4 separate regions of the Homo sapiens genome follow, and regions 2, 3 and 4 are each linked to region 1. A link is a contact called in ENCODE Hi-C or POLR2A ChIA-PET data. All regions are on one chromosome and are shown on one strand. The core of a region is the stretch at or near the end of the contact, and the rest is flanking DNA. Distances in the headings are between cores, read along the strand shown.

What was found. Hi-C counts contacts between places; a loop is a spot of excess contacts on that map. ChIA-PET counts read pairs that join two places held with the same protein, here RNA polymerase II (POLR2A). Pooled maps may share reads with other maps.
Region 2: a map of OCI-LY7 shows a loop between it and region 1 (8-fold over the local background). The contact joins the enhancer-like site here to the promoter of PPP1R10 in region 1. A Hi-C loop is called at or near these places in 2 of 168 maps with a recorded cell type or tissue (OCI-LY7 and naive thymus-derived CD4-positive, alpha-beta T cell), 1 of 37 single-sample maps with no recorded cell type and 13 of 50 pooled maps. POLR2A ChIA-PET finds 5 or more read pairs at or near these places in 4 of 52 experiments (CD4-positive, alpha-beta T cell, CD8-positive, alpha-beta T cell, HEK293T and 1 more).
Region 3: a loop to region 1 is called in a pooled map, with 3 times the contacts of the local background. The contact joins the promoter of PSORS1C3 here to the promoter of PPP1R10 in region 1. A Hi-C loop is called at or near these places in 1 of 168 maps with a recorded cell type or tissue (naive thymus-derived CD4-positive, alpha-beta T cell), 1 of 37 single-sample maps with no recorded cell type and 10 of 50 pooled maps. POLR2A ChIA-PET finds 5 or more read pairs at or near these places in 7 of 52 experiments (BJ, CD4-positive, alpha-beta T cell, CD8-positive, alpha-beta T cell and 4 more).
Region 4: a map of B cell shows a loop between it and region 1 (22-fold over the local background). The contact joins the promoter of TCF19 here to the promoter of PPP1R10 in region 1. A Hi-C loop is called at or near these places in 4 of 168 maps with a recorded cell type or tissue (B cell, CD4-positive, alpha-beta memory T cell and naive thymus-derived CD4-positive, alpha-beta T cell), 2 of 37 single-sample maps with no recorded cell type and 9 of 50 pooled maps. POLR2A ChIA-PET finds 5 or more read pairs at or near these places in 11 of 52 experiments (CD4-positive, alpha-beta T cell, GM12878, H1 and 8 more).

What each region holds. Positions count from the first base shown.
Region 1 is chr6:30,615,725-30,618,807 of GRCh38, reverse strand. It overlaps PPP1R10 (protein phosphatase 1 regulatory subunit 10), which reads left to right and starts at 1,565. Exons shown (of 20, transcript NM_002714.4): 1 at 1,565-1,584; 2 at 1,810-2,330. It overlaps MRPS18B (mitochondrial ribosomal protein S18B), which reads right to left and starts at 968. Exons shown (of 7, transcript NM_014046.4): 1 at 865-968. The coding sequence starts at 942. RefSeq lists an enhancer at 739-1,307.
Region 2 is chr6:31,202,530-31,205,612 of GRCh38, reverse strand. HCG27 (HLA complex group 27) reads right to left here. Exons shown (of 2, transcript NR_026791.1): 2 at 1,645-3,083. Among named protein-coding and RNA genes, the nearest start is that of HCG27, 6.3 kb to the right of the region's middle. RefSeq lists enhancers at 1-257, 258-977, 978-1,697, 1,698-2,418, 2,577-3,083. Within about 2 kb of position 1,537, at least 33 of the 41 ENCODE cell types and tissues checked have a DNase peak (open chromatin) inside an H3K27ac peak, as active enhancers do; they include CD4-positive, alpha-beta T cell, CD8-positive, alpha-beta T cell and OCI-LY7, where a contact is called at or near this core.
Region 3 is chr6:31,184,763-31,187,845 of GRCh38, reverse strand. It overlaps PSORS1C3 (psoriasis susceptibility 1 candidate 3), which reads left to right and starts at 1,529. Exons shown (of 3, transcript NR_152839.1): 1 at 1,529-1,820. RefSeq lists enhancers at 1,019-1,606, 1,607-2,196.
Region 4 is chr6:31,157,026-31,160,108 of GRCh38, reverse strand. It overlaps TCF19 (transcription factor 19), which reads right to left and starts at 1,520. Exons shown (of 4, transcript NM_007109.3): 1 at 1,387-1,520; 2 at 402-1,212. The coding sequence starts at 639. CCHCR1 (coiled-coil alpha-helical rod protein 1) reads left to right here and starts at 2,307. Exons shown (of 18, transcript NM_001105564.2): 1 at 2,307-2,724; 2 at 3,020-3,083. The coding sequence starts at 2,509. RefSeq lists a silencer at 658-841 and enhancers at 2,065-2,565, 2,566-3,066.

The DNA.
Region 1 (3,083 bases), core at 316-2,815:
GGGGATGCAGAAGACAGGTGAGTCTCCAAATCAATCCAATGAAGTCACTGAGTTGCCCATTTTCATAAAAGCTGAAGGTCAACATTCTACAGGGCAGAACAAACTTGAGTCCTAACGCTAGTTTTAAAGCTACCAAGGCTGTTATTATTTCTGTGTTGACCTCTGTCACCACTCTTCAGTCCCACTTTAGGGAGTGGCAGCTGGGCAAGCCTTCCTATCTCACCGTGCCCCACCAAGAACCTCCAGAGAGGTGAGTACACAAGACTGGAGGGAAACCTCAATTCAAAGGACGGAGTTAAGCTCTCATAACTCCGATAAGAAACTGATTTAATAAAGAGAGCTGAGAAACTGTCCTCAGGTCGTAAGAATATATCCTGACCTTATTGAGAAATAGCAAGGTTGGTAGAAATTGGGATCCCTAATTTCCCCAAGGACATTCCAGAGCAACACAGATTTAGTCACCACTTGCATAGTTAACAGCTGGTTGTGGCGCTCGCTTGGGGAGTACATATGTTATGCTAAAATTGCAACGATACAGAGATTAGCATGGCCCCTTAATTAGTTAAATAATTTTTAAAAAGCTGGTTATGCATGACTGAGGGTGGACAGGGGTCAATTCCATCACTTAAGTTATTTTACTGAAATGGCATTTTGGAAAAAGGATGATACCTAACCCTGGCGTTTAGTCCTCGGCTCGGGATTAGAAAATGCGCGGGGTGTGGGGGGGGGGTTGCAGGAAGTACTGCCTAGACAGCTAAGACACACGTGGGAAGGTCTCCACTCGTGGATTCCTGACAGTGGAGCGACAACCTCGAGAAGGTATAACCAACTTGAGGTTGTGCAAAATGTCTTTCGAAGAGTTACCTGAACTCTGTGAGAACCTCGGAAGAGAGATAGCATAGGAAGCCGCCTCAGCACGGTGTTTAATACAGACGCCGCCATCTTGACGTACGCCCAGGACAGGAATTGACGGAAAGGCAACTGCGCATGCTTCAGGAAACTGAGTAGGGCAGGGCCAAGGACAAGCCCGCAGTGCGGAAGGCGGCCCCACGTTTGCGTCAGGACGGAAGCGTGAAAGGGAAGGCATGGGGGAGAAGCTAATTTCAACTGCGTCACAATCGAATTAGACCCCAAAATTGCGGTTTTTTTTGGCCAGTCACTACGACTCTTAGATCGCATTGTTAAAGTTTGCCTTTTAAGCAATTTTGAAGGCGATTTTTAGCGGTATCCTCTCAGTGCGCATGCGCTCTTAGGTTTCTACCAATCCTGGGTGAGAAATGTTCTCCAGGGCGGAAGTGGCGGAAGCAGAGGAAAGGGAGGTGCTAGGCTCCTGGTCACGCGCACGCGACAGGGAGGCAGGAAGGAGGCGGAAGAGAGTGCCAGGGAAAGGGGCGGAGCAAAGGTGAAGTGAGAGTAGCCAATCAGTTGGCGAGTTGTCATTTGGGTTGACCAATGAGTTCACGCCTCGCGTATAATGTCTCGCGACAAGGGCGTTTCACTAGCACGTTTGGGCGCGTTGGGCGGCGTCCGGGTATAAAAGACTCCACCCGAGCGGGCGGCCGCCATTCTGGGGTTCGTTTAGAGGTAAGTTTGCCTACTTTGTCGTCTAGTGGGTAAAATTTTGCGGAGAGCGTTGGATCTGGGAAGCGGGATAGGGATGGATGGGTTCATTTGAGAGCCACGGCTTAAAGCGGTTGCGATCAGGATGGGACACAGGTTTGTTTGGGGACAACAAAGATGGCATTTGTGAGTGTTTTGAAGCAACCCGTACTGATTACATCTTTCTCCCTTGTGTTCCTTTTATCCCAGGTTTGAATTTTCTCGGAGAAAGACAGGCCGGCCACGAGGAAAACAGAAACAAGCCGCAGCAACATCTAAGCCCTTGAAAGGATCCTGAGAGAGGGGGGAAAGGGAAAACAGCAGCCACCAGCCCAACCACTTGTGTCTTCTGCCCCTTCCCACCTATCTTGCCCACCCCACCAGCCCACGCTGCTTGGGACTTGAAATCTGTGGCCGAAGGACCGTCACTACATAACTTCAAAAATAATCAACCACCCTCCCTTCCCAAACCACCCAAATTCACTCATCCAGCGTTTACTTTTTTGAATCCACTCAGAACTTTTTTCTGCGACCCCCCTCCCTAAATGGAGTTGGGTGGGGGGGAAATGAATACTGAGTTGGCCTTTATTTTTTAAAAGACTTTTTGATCCAATGAGGCCCCCTAAATAATTGAGTTTTGGGTCCTGGTTGGTTGTTTTATTTTTTTTCCTCCAAAATTTTACCCCCTCCCCCCTGAGCCCGAGGTGCTGACGTCGCAAAAAAATTGGATAGTAAGTGTCGAATTTTCAAAAACCAGCCTTGCAACAAGAAATCAACGTTTCCCGTTGTGAAACCAAAAATAATGAGAGGAAGAAATGAGACCATAGAACAAATAGAGAACTGGAGAAGGACCAATCTGGTCACTTAATCTCCATTAAAAAGGGCCTGTGGGTCTAAACAGTCTTGTTCTCTCTCCCCTACCACCTATCTCTTCCCTGCCTTGCTGCAGGCAAAGAGAGGGTGGAGGGAGGGCCAGCAAGTGAGGATTTTGATGGTTAACCCTTGGTAATCCAGCCAATTTCCAGACTGCCAAAGCCATATGTGTTTATATAAGGAGGAATGGTTACCTTCCTCTGGTTAGCAGCAGTCTTCAAAAGGGTTAATGAGCTCACATACAAGAGATGGTGGATCTTGTGGCCCAGAAGTACCACTTCTTTGTGTGTGAGACAAGCAGGGTGCCTTTCAATTTGCCAGATTAATAAGCAATCTGTACATAAAGATTGCAGGGTAAGGAGATGGGCAGAGAGAAGTAATAGCTCGCTATAACTTTTTAAATGACTGTTAAATCCTCTCAATTTTAATGTAATTTGCTTGGGGTATATTTGTGTGGTTAAAATAGGTGGCAATCTAGGAATAAAGATTGCAAGACACTTAGGACAAAATATAATCTTAGTGCCAGTACATACAAGATAATAGTTGGGGAGGTAAAGAATGTCTTATAATTGTTGCAGATTGCATAGGTATTTAAAAGCAAAAGAGTGATT
Region 2 (3,083 bases), core at 288-2,787, 590 kb before region 1:
TTTGAGACGGAGTTTTGCTCTTGTTGCCCAGGCTGGAGTGCAATGGCATAATCTCGGCTTACTGCAACCTCCGCCTCCTGGTTCAAGCAATTCTCCTGCCTCAGCCTCCCGAGTAGCTGGGATTACAGGAATGTGCCGCCATGCCCAGCTAATTTTGTATTTTTAGTAGAGATGGGGTTTCTCCATGTTGGTCAGGCTGGTCTCAAAATCCCAACCTCAGGTGATCTGCCCACCTCGGCCTCGCAAAGTGCTGAGATTACAGGTGTAAGCCATCGCACCCACCTATTATCTTTTAATTTATACAGTTTCAAAATATTCCAATGTTTAGTATATACCCTAGAGGTGTTTCAGTGACAGTAGAGGAGGTGGCTTTCTAGGTAACAAGAGAATCCTGCAACCACAGAAACATGTACCAAAATCCAGGAGGTCATCGGCATCCCTGTGAGCTAAGCCGGACGATGGAGTCCAGGGTGTTCCCTTGAATCCCCATGAAACTGAGGCCCTAGGAGGTCATGGGCATTTGCCATGCACCATTCTAGGTCTCACTGGTGCTGGACGTCTCCAAGCTGAACTGAAGTGATCTCTGCTGCCAGCCGGGGAGCCTGGATGTCTCACCAACAAGCCCTTCCTTATTTCACTGATCTGCCATTTTTAATGTCCAGTCATCATGCTTGGAATGCCTGGTTATAGTCCCCATGACTACACATCCATGTGGCCACACATCCTGCACTCAACATGGATGGCCTCTTGGAACGTCTCCTGTTCTCAGAGGAGACGTTCAGAACACACTCCTCTGAGACTCAGAGGAGTCTCAGAACACACAGAGCCTGGAGGAATGGGGACTGTTGGCAAAAGTAGATCTAATGTGTCCCTCAAGGTGAACAAAAATCTTTGAAGAGATTACTTGATTAACAAACAAGTGCTGGGCGCGGTGGCTCATGTCTGTAATCCCAGCACTTTGGGAGGCCAAGGTGGGCTGATCATAAGGTCAGGAGTTCGAGACCAGCTGAGCCAGTATGGTGAGACCCCGACTCTATTGAAAATACAAAAATTAGCCGGGCGTGATGGTGCACGCCTGTAATCCCAGCTACTTGGGAGGCTGAGGCAGGAGAATCGCTTGAGCCCAGGAGGTGGAGGTTGCAGTGAGCCGAGATAGAGCCACTGCACTCCAGTCTGGGTGACAGAGTGAGACTCTTGTCTCAAAAAAAAAAAAAAAAAAAAAGTTACAATAGCCAGTAAGTACAGATCAGGTGCAGTCCTGGGAGGAACAGCAAAACAAAAAGTGAAACAGAAGCAGCAAAAGTCCCAAGGCTGAATAATCAGGGCGTTCCATCCAAATAAGGTAATTGTAAACACTGTAAAAGCAGCAGCCAAATGGAAAGCAATCACAATTAGTTGCTCAAAGAATGTGAGTGAGTTAAAAGGTCCTCCCCCAAAACCTTAATAGATCTGGGGAAAGCAGTGATAGTCAATCAGGGGTCTCTGGCTGCCATAGTACTCACCAGTAGTGAAGGGAAACTGAAACCAACGAAGCAGACAAACCTCTGAGTCATGGCACCGGAAATGTTGACGGCTGTTGTAATACCTTGGTTCTTGACTTCTTCATTTAAAAGAATTTAAACAAGAAACACGCAGCAAAGGAGATGAAGTACAAAGCAATTTATTACAAAGGAAAAATATTATTTTGAAAGTTAAGTGCAAAATAAACTGTACACCCTGAGAGGATTCAGGGTGGGCTGCTCCTAAGGATGAGACAGCATTGATCACTGCTGGAGAAACTCCCTTTATGGGAGTCTTACATGATTATTCACAGGAGGTGGGTGGGAAGAGGTGTTACTAGCAAGCATGTTCTGGGCGGTCTTCTGGGTGCACGTGTGCAGTAGCTGTACATGCTTGTTCATACATCTCATGACTCATTAGCATCTTAAATCTCCACCCAGGGCTGTGTTTTTTTTCACTATTGTGATGAGCAAAGGGTCAGTCTGAGAACAGGTGGAAATGCACGTGTTCTGTACAGGGTAAACTCCCTATTGGAGATAGCTTTGCTTGAATGAGCTGGACTACAATGTGAATGCTAGAGTTTATTGTGTTGATTGTGTGGTCATCACCAGTCGCTATGTCCCGAGGACATGTTTACTTTTTTCATTACCTATACTTCCTCAATTCCAACACCTGCCTGAGCTTACACAGGCAAATAAATGACTCATTTCAGCACCACCTTAGAGCTTATTCAGTGCAGCCTTTGACATCCCTCAGAGGAGAAGTTTTCCAAGCATGATTTTATTTTGTAAAGCCTCCGTTTTTTCAGCCTGCAGAGCTGAGACATTGATAATTTTATTCTCAAATATTTAGAGACTTTCTTATAAGATTTTCACATCTTGGTAACAAATTTCACTTACAAAATTTGCCAGAATAGGCAAAAGGAAAGAGACAGCAGGAGGGATCACTAAGATTTTTCTTTCCTGTGGAGTATTTTACTGTTCCTGCTTCTCTTTTCACTTTCCTGGGCTTGGGGGAAGGGCAGCTCCCTCGGACCATGAAAGAAAAATGGTAATACGGAAACATCTGTCTTTATCGCCTCCCCCAACCCTTCCACTCTGCTCTGGCTGTGCCCATTCTCCCTCCCACCCCCTGGCCCATAAGCCTTTTCCTTCTCCCAACCTCACCGAGAGCCCAAACTCTCACCTACAGCTGGCTCCTCAGTGGGAACTGAGTCATTACCTGCTAAAGGGTAGAAGAGGAGAGAGAGAGGCCAGAGCCTGGGGATGGGGCAGAAGGTGCGGCAGGAAGGAAGGTTAGAGTGAGAAAAATTTCCAAATAAGGGGTGATGTGTGAGTGCTCAGAGGGTGACTGAGGACATCTCCAGCATTTCCATTGAGGAGGGAGGAAGGAGGGGCCCTTGGGTTCTGGGGCAGATGCCGGCAGGGTCTGGATGAGATGCCCCCAACCTCAACCCTGGTCCTCTGAAAACACTTCACCCAGTCACACTGAGGAGCCCCTCCAGGCCCAGGGGCCCCTCCAGGTAGGCGTATCTCAGCTCCTCTCTGGAAGGACCCCCACAGCTGCCCAGCCCTGGTATGTCT
Region 3 (3,083 bases), core at 280-2,779, 570 kb before region 1:
GCTGCTGTGGAGAAAGGTAAATAAATGATGGAAAAAATTACAAGGGGAATTAACTAATCTGTACACTAAACCCCTGTGACAGGAAATTTATCTCTATAACAAACCTGCTCATATACCCCTGAACTTAATATAAAAGTTTTTAGGCCAGGTGCGGGGCTCACGCCTGTAATCCCAGCACTCTGGGAGGCCGAGGTGGGCAGATCACCTGAGGTCAGAAATTTGAGACCAGCCTGGCCAACATGGTGAAATCCCCATCTCTACTAAAAATACAAAAAATTAGCCAGGCATGGTGGTGCATGCCTGTAGTCCCAGCTACTCGTGAGGCTGAGGCAGGAGAATCACTTGAACCCGGGAGGTGGAGGTTGCAGTGAGCTGAGATCTCACTCCAGCCTGGGTGACAGAGTGAGACTCCGTCTCAAAATAAATAAATAAAATCGGTGAGAAGCTCACTTCCTAAACCACAAACCCTCCTCAAATAATCAGAATTGTCTACTCTCATCTACCCTGCACCCCGTACTCTCCCTCTCTCCACAGTGGCTGAAAGAATGATGGGGAAGAGAGGAAGAAGAAATTGCCTTAGGCCTTCTCCCTCTTCTAGGGTCTCTGTCTTTCCACTATTTTCTTTTAAAAACTTTTTGCTTTTTTTTTTTTTTTTTTTTGAGACACAGTCTCACTCTGTCACCCAGCCTGGAGTGCAGTGGCATGATCTCGACTCACTGCAACCTCCCCCTCCCAGGTTCAAGCCATTCCCTTTCCTCAGCCTCCCGAGTAGCTGGGACTACGGGTGCGTGCCACCATGCCCAGCTAATTTTCGTATTTTTAGTAGAGATGGAGTTTCACCATGTTGGCCAGGCTTGTCTTAAACTACTGACCTCAAGTGATCCACCCACCTCAGCCTCCCAAAGTGCTGGGATTACAGGCGTGAGCCACCATGCCCGGCCAAAAACCTTTTACATGAGCAGGTTTGTTATAGAAGTAAATTGCCTGTCATGGGGATTTGGTATACAGATTAGTTAATCCCCCATGTAATTCTTTCCACCATTTATTTACCTTTCTCCACAGCAGCCTATTCCCTTTGAGGGAAGAGAGAGACCCTTTCGTATTGTTTTATATTGCTTTATACTCAGTACCTGTTTTAAGAAAAAACAAGGAAGTAAAACCAAAGACAGGCAGCCTGGCGCCAGGCCCGAAACCAGGCCTGGGCCTGCCTGGCCTAAACCCAGTAGTTAAAAATCAACCCATGACTTAGAACGCGATGTTATTCCTAGATTCCAGACATTGTATAGAAGAACATTGTGACACTCCCTGCCCTGTTCTGTTTCTCTCTGACCACCAGTGCATGCAGCCCCTGTCACGTACCACCTGCGTACTCAAATCAATCACGACACTTTCATGTGAAATCTTTAGTGTTGTGAGACCTTAAAAGGGACAGAAATTGTGCATTCAGGGAGTTTGGATTTTAAGGCAGTAGCTTGCCGATGCTCGCAGCTGAATAAAGCCCTTCCTTCTACAACTCGGTGTCTGAAAGGTTTTGTCTGGGGCTCGTCCTGCTACATTTCTTGGTTCCCTGAACAGGAAGCGAGGTAACTGACGGACGGCCAAGGCAGCCCCTTGGGTGGCTTAGGCCTGCCCTGTGGAGCATCCCTGCGGTGGACTCTGGCCAGCCTGAGTGACGCGATCCAAAGAGCGCTCCCGGGTAGGAAATTCCCCGGGTGGAACGCCTCGCCAGAGCAGCACGTAGCAGGCCCCCGAGGAGGATTAACACACTGGCTGAACACTGGGAAGGAACTGGCACTTGGAGTCCGGACATCTGAAACTTGGTAAGACTAGTCTTTGGAACTTGCCCCACTCCATCTGAGTGGAAGCATGGCCTGATCACCCATGGTGTGCCTGTACTGGCACTTTTATTCTGGTTTTGACTTGACTTAGATTGTGTGATACTTTGGTTTTGGTTTTGGTTTTGACCTGGCTTGGGTTTTTGGATACTCTGATTTTGGTTTGGTGTAAACTGCAAAAGTGTGTGTGCCCTGTTTTTTTGTTTTGTAGTGCACGTGTGGTGTGAGCGTGGTGTTTTGTCTCGAAGAAGCATGGGTCAGGCACAAATAAGCCCACCCCACTAGGAACTATGTTAAAAAAAATTTTTTTTCAAGAAAGAATTTAAGGGAGATTACGATGTTACTGTGACACCAGGAAAACTTAGAACTTGTGAAATAGACTGGCCAGCATTAGAGGTGGGTTGGCCATCAGAAGGAAGCCTGGACAGGTCCCTTGTTTCAAAGGTATGACACAAAGTAACCTGTAAGCCAAGGCATCCAGACCAGTTTCTGTACATAGACAGTTACAGCTGGTTTTAGACCCCCTTCCCCCTACAGTAGTTAAGAGAACAGTAGCATAAGCATCTGGCAGAGGCAAGGAAAGACCAGCAGAGAGAAAAAAAGGCCATCTATACCAATTCTAAGTTAATTTAGACTAAACAAGGTCTTATTAATAGCAAAGGATAATTGAAATCCCAAACTTACAAGGTTTTCAACAAAAGTGAAGTTTGCTAAAAATTAACAGTATAACATGTATTATGGTAACTTCTAATCTTGTGGCCTTAGACAGTCTAGTCCAAAGACAAAAAAAAAGTTCACTTTAAAAAAAAAAAGCGGGGGAGGCAGAATTTATGTAAAAAGAGTGTTATATGGTAAATTCTTGTCCTGAAATAAATTAACTGGTTGTTTAAAGAAAAAAAAATGTTTGTAATAAGTCAGAAAGTTGAGACATGTTGAAGAATTGTCGGCGAAAGTCGTGAAAGAAAAAATGTTATAAAAAAATTTATGCAAAAAATATTGTGTAATTTAAAAGTAATAAGGCCTCCTGAGTACTATTTAAAAAAAAAAACAGTTTATGTGCAAGGTGTATAAGAAAAGTAAAATATACCTTTGGTAAAAAGATTATAAGGAGGCATAAGAATGTGGATTTTTACCTACATTAAAAGGTTAAAAAAATTATTGTTTTGAAAGTGTAAGCAAATTTTAAAATGTTAATTGTAAAGAAAATTCTGTGTGTAAACATATTAGCTAAAGTTAAAAAGGTATCAT
Region 4 (3,083 bases), core at 271-2,770, 540 kb before region 1:
GAGGCTAACTGCCTCAAGTCACGGAGAAAGACATGCCCAGATTATTAAAAACATTATTCAACATAGAACTGCCCTAACCCAGGAACAGAGTGCCTCAGCAAAGCTGGAAACTGAATCAAGTCTAAACTTGGCCTCTAGTGGCCTCAGAACATCCCCACTGTGATATCTTTCTGATGATATCCCAGGTCCTGTATGAGCTAAACGGGACCAAAAAGGGTCAGTCTGGCAGAGAGCTTCTGACTGTGCACACTTCTGGTGGGAAGATGAAGGTCTGGACCACGACCATCCATCCAATCTGATGGGAGTATGGGAGGCAGGCAGCAGGGTCTTGTGGAGACCTTACTCATTCCAGCCTGGCGCTTCAACCACCCAGGGGCAAAGCTGCCCTGCTTAATGCTCACCTTGGCTGCTGTGGTCTTCCAGGCTGACCCTCCAGTCATCACCCCGGGGCTCGGCATGCAGTTCGGCGTGGATCCCAGAGATGAGGCCAGGCTCCTGCTGGGGCCGCAGGGCCACATCACACAGGTCGGCCCTGTGGCCCAAGCGATAGGTGCAGCCAGCCCCGGCGGGGGGGTGGAAGGTGTAGAGATCACCGCCCCTGCCGCCCCCTATGCGCAGCAGTTGGAAGCAGGGCAGCATGGGCGGTGCCCCCTCTGCACCACCTCTTCCACTTCAGGCATCCATTTCCTTTCCCACTCCTGGGCCACGCACCGCTGGCTTAAGTTCGCTTCCCAGTCTGATGCAAACTTGAGTTGTGCTGTATGCGGTTTCAACTTTGAGCACACTACCTGAATAGCCCAAATTCAGAGTGCAAGCAGCCTAGGACTCAATGCAAAATTGGTTAAGCCGACTTGCAAATGAAAAATTCCAGGAAGGTCTCCGTGCAATGCAAACTCAGGAACACGTCCTATGGCACCTCACTTGAGCTGGATCCTCAGATCGCAAAATATTTGGGGAGCCTCCAATCTGCAAGGCAAGGATACTTTAGGCAGCTCCTGTGTGTGTCGGGGTGGCGGGGCGCGGGGAAGGAGGTCCTGTTATACACACGTCTACGTGCAATACGAACACATCACCTCTGTGTAATTCGGAGAAGAGTAGCTTCTTCCTGTCAAACTTGCTTATCCTAATAGAGCACTCCTGCTTGCCTGCGCCCCGATCTTCTGGCCAATCCCTCACTCATAACTGGTTGAACCTCCGAGGGCAATGAATCCACTGTCATCCCCCAAAAGAAAGTGCAAACGAGTCCTTAAGTACTCCAACAAATTGGACCTAAACCCCTACTTCCCGGCTTCTCTAGGTGGGATAAAAACAGGAAGGAGCTCCCCGCGATCATGCAAGGCATACCCGGCCTTTTCCCACTCCGCCCCAGCCCCGTTTCGGATCTACCCGCGCGGCGCAGTCTCCGAGTAGCCTCCTCTTCAAGCAGTGCCAGCCTGTGCGGCGGATCCCGGGACCCCTTGGGCTCCTCGGCAGGAGCCGACGTTGCTGCATCTGTTTGACAGCCAAGAAGCCGGGGCCAGGAGGGGCGCGGCCTCTGCGCGCGGGCAGCGCCTACCCCTCCTTCGGAATTCCCGGGCCCGAACTTCGCGCCGAGCGAGCCCGCCCCCGTGCCGTTCCCGATTGGCCAGCTCATGTGTTCTCTTCCGCGCCATTGGACAGCGCCCCAAGATCTCCCGCCTTCCACTTTTTCTGATTAGTTCACAAGTTTTCCCGGGTTGCCGCAGTGAGGAGGAGCCGCCTGGGCGCGGAGATGCTCCGACGCATTTAGTGGGCCCAAATTTAGACGCCACTGCGCCTGCGTACACCTTTCCCCCTCCTCCCAACAGAGTGAAATAGGACTTTAGGGCGCCCGCCTTGCGCAGGCGCGGTCAGGGGCAGAGGCGGGGCCGGGAGCGAGGCGTAGGGGGTGTGGCCAAAGCGCAGTAGGGGGCTCTCGCGGTTGGTAAGGGACGTTCGGGAAGAGTCGGTTGGGGGCGGGAAGGGGCTGAGCGGGGGTCCTGGGAGGGTTCAAGGGGTCCAAAGGGGAAGGGGGTACAGGGGCCAGGTGAAGGGACAGATGAAGAGATCAGAACAGCCTTAGAGCTCACGGGCTAACTGGGTGAAGCCTCGGGTATCTAGGGGAGCAGTGGTGGGAGAGTAGAGCCGGCTAGCGTACAGGGGGCGAGGGCAGGCTATTGAGAGATGGGGGTGAGGGTCAGGACCAGAATAATTCCTTCAGAAAAAGGTAGATTAGGTTGTAAAAAGGGACGGGAGTAGGGATCCCAGATTCGGGTAAAAAATAGATTAATGAGGGTGGGAGGGTGGGAGGAAGATCTTAAAGTGCCCACTATGTGTTAGGACTCGAGAAAGAGGAGGCGGGCAGCAGGCATGGAAGCTAAGGGGATAGTAGAGAGAAGCTGAGAGAACAGCCGCAGGAAAGATTTGAATAAGATGTCAGGACGCTGGCTTTTCTGCCTGGGGATCTAGGCGGCCTGGATTCCCAAGGTCTTGGGGAGGGTCTAGCCCTGCATGTGGCCACATTCAGCTGGGGCCAGGCCTTGGGCCAGCACTTTAACAGGGAAGGACCCAAGAGTCATGGCCTGCTGGTGTCTGGATGGGCTTCCCTCAGGCCTTGCTGAGCCATGGAGAGAACTCTGGAGATGGCGCTCAAGACCCCTGCACTGTGTACCTCCTTTCTCACCTCTGGCCAGGAGCAGCAGGGACCATAGAAACTTAAGGAGGAGGGTAGAGGCACTGCCCAGAATCCTGAAAGTATGAGTAAAGCCTCAGAGCCCCTCTCAGTCTGTCTCTTTCAGTAAATTCTCTCCACTTGATAGTTGCTTGGGTTCCATGAGGAACCAGGTTGAGACAAGCAAGTGAATTTGGGGTATCTCCTACTTTGGGGAAGTAGGAAAAGAGCTAAGCATCGGGTGGACCTGGCTATAATTCAAGGATTATGACTTTGTTATTGTAGGGGCTTTCTCTTTGGAAGGTGGCCTGAAAATTGAATTGGAGTGTCTTTGTTTCTCCTCTTGTCCAGGGGAACATAGATGGCTGGAGACAGAATCTAGAGCCTTCAAATAATGTGGAGATGTTTCCACCTT